2 separate regions of the Homo sapiens genome follow, and region 2 is linked to region 1. A link is a loop called in an ENCODE intact Hi-C map of the cell type or tissue named here. Cell type or tissue: dorsolateral prefrontal cortex. All regions are shown on one strand.

Region 1 (8,000 bases):
GATTTTATAGCATCTAGCCTATTCATGGAGATGAGTTATTGGCAAAACTTTCGATTAAGGTTCACAAACTTGTGGCTCTTTGGTTGAATCCACCGTGGTTGGAATGTTTGCCTAAAAGAGTGTTTTATGAAAATCTGAATTTGAATAACTTTAGGCAGAGCAGGATTTTTCCTCATTTAACCCCGGGATCTACCACTCCTTTGCCCACTGATTCTCACATTAATGTTAACTTCATGACCCCTATCAATATTATGGCATGTCCCCAACACCCTAGGATTTCTGAGTTTCCTTGAGAAGTTCTTGCCCTGATAAAAGTGGTTGGTCTTAGGCTCAAAATCTCTGAAAAGGGGCCAAGTGCGGCGGCTCACACCTGTAATCCCAGCACTTTGGGAAGCTGAGGCAGGCGGATCACCTGAGTCAGGAGTTCGAGACCAGCCTGGCCAACATGGTGAAACCCCATCTCTACTAAAAATACAAAAAATTAGCCAAGTGTAGTGCTGGGCACCTGTAATCCCAGCTACTCAGGAGGCTGAAGCAGGAGAATCGCTTGAACCCAGGAGGCAGAAGTTGCAGTGAGCCGAGATCACACCACTGCACTCCAGCCTGGGTGACAGAATGAGACTCTGCCTCAAAAACAAACAAACAAAATCTCTGAAAAGGGTATTTGATCCTTCCTCCAGCATTAGTTCCTCCACCAGACAGGAATAGTGAGCACTCAATACGTGCTTAACCCTAAGTTGGGCAGTGTTGAGAGTACAAAGGCATTTGAGTTGTATTGCCTACCTGCTTTCAAGATTCTTAAAAATCTAGTTTCAAAGACAAGGCATCCACAAGAAGCAAAAGCCAACATTTTGCTGGGGAAGGGGCTAGAGAAGGGGGAAATAGAGTGTTATTGTTTAATGGGTACAGAAGTTTCTGTTTGGGGTGATGAATACAACCATCTTATTCATAAATGAATGCCCTTAATGGCACTGAATTGTACACTTAAAAATAACTAAAATGGTAAATTTTATGTTAAGCATATCTTACCACAACTTAAAAACAACCAAAAAATTCATTAGCACAAGGGTTTCTTTTTGAACTAGCTATAAGGAAAAATATTCTAAAAATGATTTGACAAACAAATGGATTAGTGAACATTTTTCTCTTTTAATTTTTTTATTTCCATAGGTTATTAGGGAACAGGTGGTGTTTGGTTACATGAGTAAGTTCTTTAGTGGTGATTTGTGAGGTTTTGGTGCACCCATCACCCGAGCAGTATACACTGCACCCTATTTGTAGTTTTTTATCCCTCACCTCCTCCCACTCCTCCCCTCAAGTCCCCAAAGTCCATTGTATCATTCTTATGCCTTTTCATCCTCATAGCTTAGCTCCAACGTATCAGTGAGAACATATGATGTTTGGTTTTCCGTTCCTGAGTTACTTTGCTTAAAATAATAGTCTCCAATCTCATCCAGGTCGCTGCAAATGCTGTTAATTCATTCCTTTTTATGGCTGAGTAGTATTCCATCATATATATATACCACAGTTTCTTTACCCACTCATTGACTGATGGGCATTTGGGTTGGTTCTACGTTTTTGCGATTGCAAATTGTGCTGCTATAAACATGCACGTGCAAGTATCTTTTTCGAATAATGGCTTCGTTTCCTCCAGGTAGATACCCAGTAGTGGGATTGCTGGATCAAATGGTAGTTCTACTTTTAGTTCTTTAAGGAATCTTCACACTGTTTTCCATAGTGGTTGTACTAGTTTTCATTCCCACCAGCAGTGTAGAGGCGTTCCCTTATTGCCACATCCATGCCAACATCTACTGTTTTTTTATTTTTTGATTATGGCCATTCTTGCAGGAGTAAGGCGGTATCACATTGCGGTTTTGATTTGCATCAGTGAACGTTTTTCTTAAATGTCCTTCTTATACCTACAAAAGGAAACTAGATCTTCATATTAAGGATAATTTAAGAAGAGTCCTACCTGAAAATGGGATGAATTTGAGCTATTTCATCATCTGCCCTGAACTTGCAAATTCCATAATACAGGAATGAGAAGACTTTTTCAAACAAAGAGCACTGAATGAAAGGTTAACAAAAATCAATTAAAAGGCAGCTTGAGTCAGCTTTTTAGTAGCAGGTCATCAACATACCTGCAAAGTAGCCTGTATCCTTCATTACTTTTATTACTCCTACTTAACCAGCTGTTGCCACCCTCTATGCAGCTGTAACAGTTTTGTCACCCATTAGCCTGACGTCTTGCACCCAGCAGAATCACCACATCTGCAAGTCCTGCACCTGCTTCTGCCAGTGCACTACTTACCTCACAGATAACCCACAGCCTCTGCCCTTCCACCAAGCCATTAAAACCATCTACTGAAAACTCCACTCCAGCAATTCGCCTGGCCCTTGCTCCTCTGCCTCAGAGCTGAGGAATTAGAGCCAAGGGCTGAGCCAAAAATGGTCTCATGCCTTTTTGTAGATTAGGCCTTTAGCATAGGTTTATTTACTGGTTTGGGGCTCATCGACAAGGGTGCTTGTGTGGACAGGACAGTGGGATCAGTGTCTTCCTGAACAAGGGCTCATTCATGTAATGATCACAGCTAAGCCTGGCATTTCTCACGATGTGGGCATGGATCATCACATTTGCCTTTCCTGCCTCGTGGTTGAGAGCGAACAGCAAACGAGGGAGATGAACTACACGAAAAGCCTCTGTGGACGCTGGAGGGCTGCACAACTATCAAGGATTATTCTTCATTTGTTTCTAGAAAACTTGCTTTAAGCCAGACCCTGCTTTCATTATAATGCTGCAGAGCCACAATGATTGCAATAGAATTTCTTCAAGGAACTGTTCATGGCTACCAATTCATACGTACCCATGAGTCCTATCGCCTTGTAAAGAAACATGTGACTGACATGCCACTGGTGTGAGACTTGTCCCTCCACACAAGCCTTACGAAAGAGCTTCGCTGTGTCTCATACTCAGAAAATACTAGTGAACATCTCAAATATACCAAGGTGCCGGGGACAGAGGTGCATAGTTGCTGCAACTCAGTGGCAACACTTTTATAGATGAGCACGTTCATTAATGCCCAAGAGCTAGAATTTCCAGGGAGTTGGGCAGGAAGCCCCAGAGTAGTGTCAGGCAGCAAAACCACCAGAGCTCACACAGCGGATTACTACCCAATGCAGGATTGTGGGGAGTAACAGTAGATGGCAGCCAGAGACACTAGAGGGCAGCACATGCCCACCCAATATGCCTAGTCCTGTGACATCTCTACCCTGACAGGAGCTTTCAAAGGTTATCTTCTCCAGTGGGCTCTCAATCCCAGCCTTATATCAGAATCACTCGGGAGCTTGTTAAAAATATAGATTTTCTGGTTTCACTCCAGACTAATGAATCGGAATCTCTAGATGCAGAGTCCAGCAACCTCTATATTAAATAAGTATCAAAAATAACCCTCAAGCAAGAAGGCACTCAGCTATGGGTTTGTATTTGAGACTCTGATGAAACTATGTCTCTCCCCTCACACTCAAAATTTGATTGAATTTCAGAGGCATTGACTCCACTTATGGACACCGTGGGGAACTCAGGAAGCCTGGTTAAGAAATTTGAATACAATTTATGCCAAGCGAAACACCATCACTCTGAGGTGGAAGCCTCAGCAAGGCCAGGGTCCTTCATGTTTTAAAAAGTCATAGGAACTTTGGGAAAAAAGAGAGACCAATGACCAATATTGAGAATGAGAGAGGTGACTCACCAAAATTCCAAAGACATTTAAAGGACAATCAATTAATGTGAAGGCCAAGCACAGTGGCTCATGCCTGTAATCCCAGCACTTTGGGAGGCTGAGGTGGGTGGATCACTTGAGCTCAAGAGTTCAAGACCAGCCTGGGCAACATGGCAAAACTCCATCTCTACAAAAACTACAAAAGTTAGCCGGACATGGTGGTGTGCACCTGTAGTCTCAGCTACTCAGGAGGCTGAGGTGGGAGGATTGCTTGAGCCTGGGAGGTGGAGGTTGCAGTGAGCTGAGATATCACCACTGCACTCCAGCCTAGGTGACAGAGTAAGACCATGTCTCAATAACAATAATAATGTGAAAATTTTAATGTCTATAAATGGGCAACTTAGATGAAATGGACTGCTATGGTTTGAATGTGTTCCTTCCAAACTTTATGTGTTGGGAACTTAATCCCCAATGTAACAGTTTTGGGAGGTGGGGCCTTTTGGGAGGTGTTTTAGATCATGAGAACAGAGTGGATTAATGCCACTATAAAAACGGTTTGCAGGAGTGGGTTCTCTCTCTTCTGCTTTTCTGCCCTTCTTCCATGTGAGGACACAGCAAGGAAGCCCTCATCAAATGCTGGTACCTTCCCAGCCTCCAGAACTGTGAGAGAATAAATTCTCTCTTTATAAATTACCACTCTGTGGTATTCTGTAATAACAGCACCAAATGGACTAAGACTGGACAAATTATTTGAAAGACACAAACTATCAAAACTTAAGAAGAAATAGATAACCTGAATGGCCTTATATCCATTTAAAGAAATTGCATTTGTAGTTTAAATCTTGTCTCAAAAAAATTCTTGTCAAGAAAACTCTTATTTTTTTATGACCATATTTCTTCACTAGTGAATTCTAACAAATATTTGAGTATGAAATAATACCAATTCTACATAAATTCTTTCAAAAATTTAAAGAGAAGAGAATACTTCTCAATTCATTGTTTGAAGCCAGGATTGCCTTGATACCAAATCCAAAGACATTACAAGAATAGAAAACTAGAGACCAACATTCTTCATGAACATGAATGCAAAAGTTCTTAACATTTTAGCAAATCAAATTCAGCAACATATAATTGGTAGGAAATACAGAGGGCAAACAAACATGATAGACCACAGGGATGCAATCAGCAGAATCAGGACTATGGACAAAGGATCTAGTTTCTTCCACAAAAAAATTATAAGGAGAAAAGTTAAAGCAATGGAGCAGAATCTATGTATTAAAAGAGCATTAAGAGACATTTCAACTACTTGAAGTTTGTGGGCTGTATTTGTATTCTGATTCCAACAAACAAATTATAGAAAATAAAAATAGGGGGTCGGGCGTGGTGACTGGCCAGGGGTGGTGGCTCATGCCTGTAATCCCAGCACTTTGGGAGGCCGAGGCAGGTAGATCATCTGATGTCAGGAGTTCCAGAAAATAAAAATAAATTTATAAGCCAATCAAGGGAATGTAAGCACTGATTGGGTATTTGATGATATGAAGAAACTATTTTGAACTTTCTAGGTTTAGTAATGGTAGCTCTGTCACTGTAAAAGCTTGTATATGTTGAGATGCATACTAAAATATTTAATGGTATAAATTTCTGATATCTGGAATTTACTTCAAAACGAGGAGGTAACTAGTGTGGGGGTAAAGAAGAAACAAGATTGTTAAAAAATATTAATTTGAAGTTGGGTGACAGGTACATGGAGGTATGTTATTTGAAATTTTCCCTAGTAAAAAGATAATTAAAAACAGAATCTTCCAAAAATGTTTTCAAATACCTTACTAATAAAGTAAAAACTCAGAAGACAGAGTCATGCGTAAATAAATAAACATGTAGAAATGCTTTTGATTTAATAATATACACATGAAGATCTTATAATCAAAATGATTAAATTTTGTTTATACCTTGAAAATATGTTACTATGATTGTAAAAATGAATTTATATTCTTATTCTTGTATAAAATGTATTATCCTATTAAATATTACTGATAGTTACTACTCAACCAAACAAAATAATTACATTTCCATCTGCCTCAATAATGCATCTAAAAGAAACTCCCATAAAAATGAAATTTTAGTCTGGGCATGATGGTTCATGCCTGTAATCTCAACACTTTGGGAGGATGAGGCAGGAGGATGACTTGAGTCCAGGAGTTCAAGACCAGCCTGGGCAACATAATGGGACCCCATCTCTACAAAAAATTATAAAATTAGCCAGACGTGGTGGCATGCATCTGTAGTCCCAGCTACGCAACTCAGGAGGCTGAGGTGGGAAGACCTTTTGAAACTGGGAGGTCAAGGCTACAGTGAACCATGATCACACCATTGCACTCCAGCCTGGGCGACAGAGTAAGACCCTGTCTCAAAAAAATAAAAATAAATAAATGAAATGAAATTTTAGTCATGATTTCAAAAATGTTTTCAGTAGCTGTATCCTTTTCACCATTTAAAATGTTTCTAAATGTTCTGAAATTTTATTCCTATCTATGACAGATTTCAATTAAGAAAAAGAAAAGAGCTTTCTTGGGGAGGGGAGGTGGTTAATAGGGTGTCAGCAAATCTCTGTGGATAATATTATGAAAAGTCCTCATATAATAGGTGAGTTTGGCCATCTCTGGCGATGAGCTAACCTAGACAATGAACTATAAATAAAGGTCAAAGAATTCAGGAACACAAGGAAGAAAGGGGAATTAACCCTGACTGAGCAGCATTACCCAGTGCCAGGCCTGTTATACGCCTCACCTCATTCAGTGCTTACCACCAGCCAGACCCAGGTATTGTTATCCCACGTTATACAAGAGGAAACTGAATCACCAAGAAGTAAAATAACTAGCCCATCACAGCAACTTAGAGATAGATAAAAAGGTTGATTCTAAACTCCACTAAGGTCCTTGCCACCTCTATTTCATTCAAGTTAAGAGGATATAAATACTCAGAATGATTATAAATAAGCTGTTTGAAATTGCAGACTATTCACATATCCAGTAGTTTTTTAAAAGAAGGACAGTAATAAAATAAATTTTAAGATAGGAGCCCGGGTGGCCAAGGCAGGAGGACACTTGAGGCTAGGAGTTCAAAACCAGCCTGGGCAACACAGCAAGACCCCATCTCTACAAAAAATAAAAAATTAGCTGGGCATGGTGGCATGCTTCTGTAGCCCTAGCTACTCAGGAAGCTGAGGCAGGAGAATCACTTGAGCCCAAGAGGCTGAAGCTGCAGCGAGCTGTGATTGTGCCACTGCATTCCAGCCCAAGCTACAGAGCTAAACCCTATTTCAAAAATAAAATGACATGAAATAAAGTAAATTTTTTAAAAACAGGAACCAAAGAGCAAGGCTGGATCCAAAGGTCTCCAGTGTCATCCTGGTACACACCTAGTTCTTCTCATCAGGTGTGTCCCCCAACTGCAGGAAAGGCATTAGGTTGTCACAGCCCAGTGACACTAGCACCTGAGATTGTTCCACTCATGACCCTTTTGGCAGTATGGCCATTTTCACAATATTGATTCTACCCATCCATGAGATTGATGTGTTTCCATTTGTTTGTGTCATCTATGATTTCTTTCAGCAGTGTTCTGTAGTTTTCCTTGCAGAAGACTTTTGACTCCTTGGTTAGGTATATTCCTAAGTATTTTATTTTTATTTTTTTTCAGCTATTGTAAGGGAGGTTGAGTTCTTGATTTGATTCTCCGCTTGGTCACTGTTGGTGTATAGAAGCGTTACTGATTTGTGTACATTAATCTTGTATCTGGAAACTTTGCTGAATTCTTTTATCAATTCTAGGAGCTTTCTGGAGGAGTCTTTAGGGTTTTTAGGGTAGACGATTATATTGTCAGCAAACAGTGAAGGGTTTTCAAGGTAGACGATCATATTGTCACCAAACAGTGACAGTTTGACTTCCTCTTTACTGATTTGGATGCCCTTTATTTCTTTCTCTTGTCTGATTGCTCTGGCTAGGACTTCCAGTACTATGTTGAAGAGGAGTGGTGAGAGTGGGCATCCTTGTCTTATTCCCCTTCTCAGAGGGAATACTTTCAACCTTTCCCCATTCAGTATTATTTTGGCTGTGGGTTTGTCGTGGATGGCTTTTATTACATTAAGGTATGTCCCTTGTATGCCAATTTCGCTTAGAGTTTTAATCATAAAGGGATGCTGGATTTTGTCGAATGCTTTTTCTGCATCTATTGAGATGATCATGTGACTTTTGTTTTTAATTCTGTTTATGTGATATATCACAT
Region 2 (8,000 bases), 580 kb after region 1:
GGGTGACGGTCTCTGAGGTGAGTGATTACAGCTCCATGGGAAATGCATGTGGGAGCTGAGTGAGGCTGTGCTTCAGAGAAGCATCCTTAATACAAATCGAGACTCCCTTAGCCACTGAAATATTAAAGCTTTTACTGGTCCTGTAATATCAGAAAGCATTATATAAATGACCTATGTTTAATTCTGAAGATCTTCGTTTGTTCTTTTTAAACAAAAATAGCTTTATTGGCTTTTTCTCTTTAAAAAATAATCCATGCTCACTGTAAAAAAAAAAATTAAATAATACAGAAATGTGTGAAGAAAGTTAAAATTATTCCATCCCATTTAGATAGCCAGTGTAAAGTTGGGGAGTATATCCTATGCTTTTCATATGTGTATACACACACACATATGTACATCTAGATCTAGAAGATGGGGGAGATAAAATCATAGTATGCATGCTATTTCCAGTTTCCTTTTGTTCACTTGACACTATTATTGTCGTCATCTTTCCATGTCGGTAGGTCTAGGTCTACATCATCATTTTGAATGGGTGTCCACTATTCAGTTGTATCACTGTACCTTAATTTATTTAATTTCTTATTTTTATTCCATTTTCCTTTGCGATTACAAATGACATTTTGGTAATCATTATGGAACATACATTTTGTCTACTTTTCTGATAATTATTTCTTTAGAATAAAGTCCTAGAAGTAAAATTCATTGGTCAAAAGGTAGCCACGTTTTAATACATTAAATAGTGCCACATTGCCCTCCAGGTAGATTCGCATAACTTTATAATCCCACCAAAAATATATGACATTTTGTTTTCCCCCATATGCTTGTCAGAACTGGTATTAACAATTTTTAATCTGTTGAAATTTAATTGATGAAAAATGGTATCTAATTATTTAATTTACCTTTTTTGATGACTAATTAGGTTGAATCATTTTTATGTGCTTATTTTTCTTCCCCTTATCATCTCTTTATTGCCCATTTACACTTACTTTGTGAACTGTCTATTCATATTCTTTGGCCTTTTTTTCTTATTTGAAAATGCTCTTTATACAGTAAAAATACTAGCTCTTCCTTTTTCTGGTGCATATGTTATAATTATTTTTCCCATTTTGTCTTTTGGTTTTTAATTTGTTAAATAATATTTTGTGTAGAAGTGTTTAATTCATGTAATCAAATCTATCAGTCATTTTCCTTTGTAACTTAAGGATTTGTGACATATTCAACAGGCTTTATAAAATTATAAAAATATCTTCCTATTCATTCTTCTTATCTCTAGTTGGTTTTTACTGTTTTCTCTAGTATTGGACCCAGCTTTTGTTTATGGATTTGTTTTTAAGTGTCCCTTCACAGGGGTTCTTCTGCTGCCTTCAGGGTATTCCTCACCTTATCTCTGTCTTGCTAGACCCAATTCCAAACTGAGCCACTTGACTTATGTACCAAACATCTGACTCCAGTTCTCAACTGTTGCCTTACCCCTGTCCATCCAAAGAGATTGGGAAGGGGAAGGAAATTCAGTGATTTGCCTTAAATCATCTTCCAGGGGCTTGGCTAATGACCTTGGCAATATAGGCAAAATTATAGCTTCTAGGGAGTAAATCCCTCCTGGAGTTTCTTTCCTCTCCTTCTGTCCACTACTGATTGACCGTAACACATTTTTCACTAAATCACTGGAATTTTTGTTCTCTTATAAACAAACTTACCTATAGCCTCAATCCCTTCATTAATTGAAACATGATTTTCCCTGAGAACATTCCTTTTTCTTCCATCTCTCTCATACTCTGCATACCATAAACTCTGGATACCATAAGCCCAAAGGTGTTGCCCTCATTATCCTGTGCCATGTTTAACCATTAGTTTTTCTCTCCTACACAATCTTTCTTCCTGTGATGCTTATGACTTCTGGCTATACTCATCTGTAACTCTTCTTGTTGTTGATATCTAGGAAGCTTCTGGCTTCTACACCCCATTCATTGAGGGCTTTGAAACTTCTCCCTCCCCTCCCAACCACTGCTATTGTTTTGGGTGGTATTGTCATCCTTATGGACGACCTATCACTGTAGACTCTTTCAGGTCTCTGAAAGAATCCTTCAGATGATCTCTTGGACAAAAAAAAAAAAAAATCTGTATCACCCATTTCCATGTTACCATGTAATTGTCCAGAGTTGTACTAATGTGGAATTATAAACTTTCTTTTCACAATCTTTGATCACAAACCTTATTCCTCCATATTCTCAGTACATGGCTCGTACTTGAGATTTTTAAAAGTATTCCTGCTTTTTTATCTCATGGAGATTTATAAACCCTTGGCTTTCTTTTTTCTCCAGTCTATCAATTCCTTATGACTTTACTTCCTTTCCTAGCTTGCCTGTCTGTACCCTGGGATCATAAGCATCCTCAGTACCTTACTAGTTCTCCTTTTCTTCTCTTTAATCACTGAACAAATCTCAACCTTGAATTAACCAAACCATCGACCCTGCTCTGTTTCTAATTTGAGAGTGTTAAGCACTATTTTGGAGATCATAAAACCATTACAAATTCAGAGACTCCACTGTCCTCTGTCCCAGTGCCACTTGGCAAATTTTTCACCATTTTGTAATTGGCTTCATATTTTATTCTCCGTATCAGCTTTTCTAAACAATCACCATTCTCAGACCTTCTACCACACTCTCCTGGCTCCCCAGTACGTAGCAAATGATACTGCCTTCTATTTTACTGAGAAAAATCCAAACTATCAGCTAAATATCCTCCTCTGTACATATATTTTAACCCGCCTTTACCTCCTTTCCTTCAGTCTCAAAAGAAGTATAACTTTTTCCTTCAGTACTAATCTATATATTGTAGTTTCCATCCCTTCCTACTTCTTCAGGAACCTCAGTCAATCCTGTATTCTCTCTTTCTTAATATCTGACTATCCCCTTATATGATTCTTTCCCCTCAGCTCGTCTTTTTTTTTTTTCCCCGCGGAGTCTGGCTGCATCCCCCAGGCTGGAGTGCGGCGGCACGATCTCAGCTCACTGCAGCCTCCGCCTCCTAGGCTCAGGTGATTGTCATGCCTCAGCCTCCTAAGTAGCTAGGATTACAGGCGTGGCCACCACACCTGGGTTAAACTTTCCCTTAAGCTGTTTTCACTGATGTTGAGACTTAGAATTTCCAAACATATGTAGTGGGAACAAATTCCTGGATCTTGGAGTTTTCTTAGCATCCAAAGTCATCTTTTTGGAACAGGCTAAGCCTCAAGGAGCCTCTGGGTCATGCCAGATAGGCCAGATATGGCGTTCACCTATAGCCATACTCGGAAATACAGCTTCCCTTTGCTTCTCCTTCCCCACTCAGACAGCCTGTACTCCTGACCCCAACACACACACAATTGTTACTTTGATGAATTCATTCCACATTTGAATGTGAAACCTCCCCCACCTTAGTGGGGAGAAGCAACACCTGGATTTTGATGCTCTAAGAGGAGTCCCTTTTCCTATGAGAAGTTTTTCAGAAGCATCTCAAGGATTCCCAAGAGAAACAACCTCAGAAACAATTATCTTGGGAGTCCTACTTTTGTTGCCATAGAGTCCAGGAATAACAGGCCAGTCAGCAAATAGTAGCAGATTTGTATTCTCCCAAGCCCTAGCAAAGCCAGTCGGCTTTGTGGGAGGCATATGTGTATGCATGTGTTGCTGCTGACCTCTTGTGGCTAATAAAGAAAAAGCCCTCTCTAGGTCCCAGGATGGAGCGTCCAGCCAGGGAAGGGTCATTGGGTCTATTCTGCTTGCCAATATTAGGCGGTATGCAGTGCTACAGAAGCCACTGAATGCCACTAAGCAAGTAAAGAGTCCAAAGACTGGGCAAAGTGGCTCACACCTGTAATTCCAACACTTTGGGAGGCCGAGGCAGGTGGATCAACTGAGGTCAGAAGTTCAAGACCAGCCTGTCCAACATGGCAAAACCCCGTCTCTACAAAAAATACAAAAATTAACTGGGTGTGGTGGTGGGTGCCTGTAGTCCCAGCTACTCTGGAGGCTGAGGCAGGAGAATTGCTTGAACCCAGGAGGCAGAGGTTACAGTGAGCTGAGATCACACCACTGCACTCCAGCCTGGGTGACAGAGCAAGACTCCATCTCAAAAAAAAAAAAAAAAAAAAGTACAAAGGTTTACCTGCCTAGGAATGCAGGGGTACAGCTAGCATTCCCTAGCAATCACTCTGTGTCCTTTCTGTGCGGGGCTGTATAGGTTATGGTGGGATTGGTCCAGATCCACCTTGAAAGCTTGGTGTGGCCTTACTCTATCCTAGGACCTAGGGTTCTAATAAAGTAGGATCAAGTAGAGACTGGGGTCAACATTCTCAGTCAGGTTTCTCCTGCTGTAGGTTAATGTGTGTGGGGGTGGGGCGGGGGGGCAGGGGTCGAGGGATGAAGGTGGCTATCTTGGACCTGGAAGGTGGAGCTGGGACTGTAGAGAAGAGAGGAGCCTACAAAATCTCCTTGGTATTCTTCCAGACAGTTTATGAGACCTGGTTTATCACATGCTACAGTCTGGTCTACACTTCCCTCCCTGTCCTGTGCATGAGTCTGTTTGATCAGGTAAGATCCAGCAGCAAGCCCCTGGTCAGCGTTGAAGCCCCTGGGCCCTTGAGGAATATCCCTAAGAATGAAGAATACAGCAAGAGCTGGGCTCTACAAAATCCAGTGTAAAGGGAATAATTTCCAGAGCGGGGAAAAGAGCTCATCACCTAGATAGGTATCATGAGATAAAGTAAAAAATCCTCCTCAACAGAGAATAATCCTCAGTTTTAGCCAAGTTTTCCTGTATCAATTTTATCTTTGTAGAGAGAAACATGGAAATTGTGCTGTACAGTAAATTGAGTATATATAAAAGTAATTAAAATATATATGGAAAAATAAGGAAAAATTAAATAACATAAGCAGAATATGAATGGAAAAAAATAAAGAAAAGAAAATAGAGTTATTGGGGTAGGACTGGGTAACGTATGGGACTTCAAAAAGGAGAGACTCCTTCAGCGATAATGAGGATGAGATAAGCCAAAGCAGGAGGGCCTGGGAGGGAGTCCTGAAGGCCAGGCATGGGAGTATGGGTGTGATAGTTTATATCATAAGGAGCCAGACTAAGGGATACCGTCTGTCCCTGTCAGAAATTGAGGGTCCTGGGACCCTACCTCTCCCTTGTCTTCTACCCCAACCTCTAGTCCTGGGCACATGGAGTAGAAAATGAGTCTCCAAAAAGGAATAAAGTAGCTGAAATAGGACATCATGGGATCATGGCTCTTGGTCTCCATGGGAAATAGCTCTAAAGGAAATTCTCCAGGAAGTAACTGCTAACCTCAGAACAACAAGAGGGGTGGGTTGTATTACTCAACAGTCCATCCAGCTTCAGTGGCCTAATTCTAGGGATCCATCTCTGAAGCCAGCCCCAAGCTTTGTATCCAAAGTTTCAGAGTTAGGAGATGAAGATGATCCAATGACATCCACTTTGAGTAATTTTTTCACCTTCAGTTCACCAGTAGCTATGGGAGTGGGAGAAACCTCACAGAACATGAATACCTCTAAAAGACTAACTGGTCCCCATTGATGTTGCTTTCTCCCATATTGACTTTTGGCATAAAGAATATTCAACTATGGCCGGGTACGGTGGCTCACACCTGTAACCCCAGCACTTTGGGAGGCCGAGGCAGGTGGATCATTTGAGGTCAGGAGTTTGAGACCAGCTTGGCCAACATGGCGAAACCCCATCTCTACTAAAAATATAAAAATTAGCCAGGTGTGGTGGCACACACCTGTAATCCCAGCTACTCAGGAGGCTGAGACAAGAGAATTGCTTGAACCTGAGAAGTAGAGGTTGCAATAAGCCGAGATGGTGCCACTGCACTCCAGACTGGGTGATAGAGCAAGACTCCATCTCAACTGAAAGAACTCTTACACCTGGGGACTTATGTCCCAGCTGCCTCCCCCATCTCAAGCTCCAGTCCTCCCTCCCAGCTACCCACAAGCCTAGTTGCTCCCTTTCATAACTCCCCAATTCTAACTCCCTCCAAGTCCTTCCCAGCATCCCGAACTTCTCCCAGCTTCCTTCCACTACCCAGATCCTTGCCTAGAGAGTAGGACTTCAGGAAGGGTCTGTGGTCACTGCTGTGTTCTCTGGTTCCACTTCTCCAGTAACCCATAAGGAAGCTCCTAGGCAGCCTGGCAGCAGACCTGGTGAGGGGAGAAGCCTCTACTCTGATGGAGATGGGACCTTCTATGGAGAGACCCTGAGCCTCCCTCCTTACCCTCGGGTGCTTCCAGGATGTGAATGAGACATGGAGCCTCCATTTCCCAGAGCTGTATGAGCCAGGCCAGCACAACCTCTATTTCAACAAGAAAGAATTTGTGAAGTGTTTAATGCATGGGATCTACAGTTCCTTCGTGTTGTTCTTTGTCCCCATGGGGGCTCTTTACAATGCAGAACGAAATGATGGGAAGGACATCTCCGACTACCAGTCCTTCTCCCTGGTGGTGCAGACCTCCTTGATCTGGGTGGTCGCAATGCAGGTGTGGCCAGTGGTGGTGGGGGTAAGGGGATTGGGTGGGGGCCTCTCTGAAAGAGTGGGAGGAATAGAGGGTGAGAGTGTGGGAAGGGAGCAACCTTCATTACATAATTGGAGGGGGGAGGTAGCTGACAGGTCCCAGGTTACAGGTCCCATAAGAGGGTACTTTTCAGATCGCCCTGAGGACAACCTACTGGACAATGATAAACCATGTTGTCATCTGGGGTAGCCTGGGTTTCTACTTTTGGGTGTCATTCCTCCTGTACAGCGATGGCTTGTGTCTAGTATTCCCTGACGTCTTCCAATTCCTAGGTAAGGCCCTGCCCAGTGGGCGGAGGGTGGGGAACCAGGTATATTTATTTAATAAATGTTTACCGAGAAGCCATTACTATGTGCTAGGCTAGAGATATAAATAAGACATGGTCTCTGCCCTAAAAGGGCTCAAAATGTAGCTAGGGAAATAAGTTACCTTATTTGAGTTTCCAAGGTATTTTCAAATGTCTTACGAGATTTGCTATTTATCAGCATCCTAAGAGGTAGGCAGTGCAACAATTTTTAGAGCCATTTTAGACACCGGAGGGTTTTTTTTTAATTAAAGGACTTAAATCTAGGTTTCCTGGTTCCAGTTCAATGTCCTTTATGCTGTGGCATATCGCCTTGTTGTCTCCCATAATTTTTCCCTCTCTCTCATCTCCACTTTGCTGAAGACAAAATATAGAGAGTAGATATGTAGATGTAGTTGGCTCCCATCTTTTTGTTTTTATTTTTAATTTTTTGAGACTCTGTTGCTCTACCTCTGTCGCCTTGGCTGGAGTGCAGTGGTGCAATCTTGGCTCACTGCAACCTCTGCCTCCTGGGTTTAAGCGATTCTCGTGCCTCAGCCTCCCCACTAGCTGGGACTACAGTTGTGCACCACCATGCACTGCTCATTTTTTTGTATTTTTGGTAGAGACGTGTTTTTGCCATGTTGGCCAGGGTGGCCTCAAACTCCCGGCCTCAAGCAATCTGCCGGCCTGGGGCTCCCAAAGTGCTGGGATTACAAGCGTGAGCCACCGCACCTGGCTGTCTCTCACCTTTTGTCAGGCCACTAACTTATTTTTCTCCTTCAAATCTTTTTTTTTCTTTTTTTAATTTTTTTTTTTTACCTTTTTTATTTTTATTTTTTTGTTTTTTCCTCCTCCAAAGCTTTCTTTCCCATTTTTGGATGCAAGCCAGTGCTCTAGGATTCCCTCATAACTTACCCCTGCTCTCCTATCCTGCCCTACCCTGCCCTGCCTTTAGAGGGAGAGAGAGGCACATGGATTCACAGTGACTTTGGCTGCACAAAGGACCCAACTACAATTCTTTTGTATTTATATTATTTCTCAGGAGCCTAAACTAACTACAAGTCAGTAACTTCCTTCTTTGGACTAGAGAGGTGTCTACGTTCTGGCTGGTAACTCCTACCCCTGGTCCTACCCCGGTCCTC

Evidence for each region. Peaks named below come from ENCODE experiments on the same cell type or tissue, not always from the same donor. Only the 100,000 strongest peaks of a DNase experiment are listed, where the experiment ranks them.
Region 2: it touches region 1 in a loop (5-fold over the local background); 51 of 110 quality-filtered maps call a loop at or near these places.

The regions. Positions count from the first base shown.
Region 1 is chr9:34,896,526-34,904,525 of GRCh38, forward strand. It overlaps a transcript of PHF24 not described here. Among named protein-coding and RNA genes, the nearest start is that of SPATA31F3, 4.8 kb to the left of the region's middle. In dorsolateral prefrontal cortex, CTCF peaks have their summits at 3,229 (motif pointing right) and 3,447; DNase peaks (open chromatin) are centred at 2,556 and 3,196; H3K4me3 peaks cover 381 bases; H3K27ac peaks cover 964 bases.
Region 2 is chr9:35,473,755-35,481,754 of GRCh38, forward strand. It overlaps the pseudogene ATP8B5P. Among named protein-coding and RNA genes, the nearest start is that of RUSC2, 12 kb to the right of the region's middle. In dorsolateral prefrontal cortex, CTCF peaks have their summits at 3,669 (motif pointing left), 3,875, 7,797 and 7,997; a DNase peak (open chromatin) is centred at 3,667.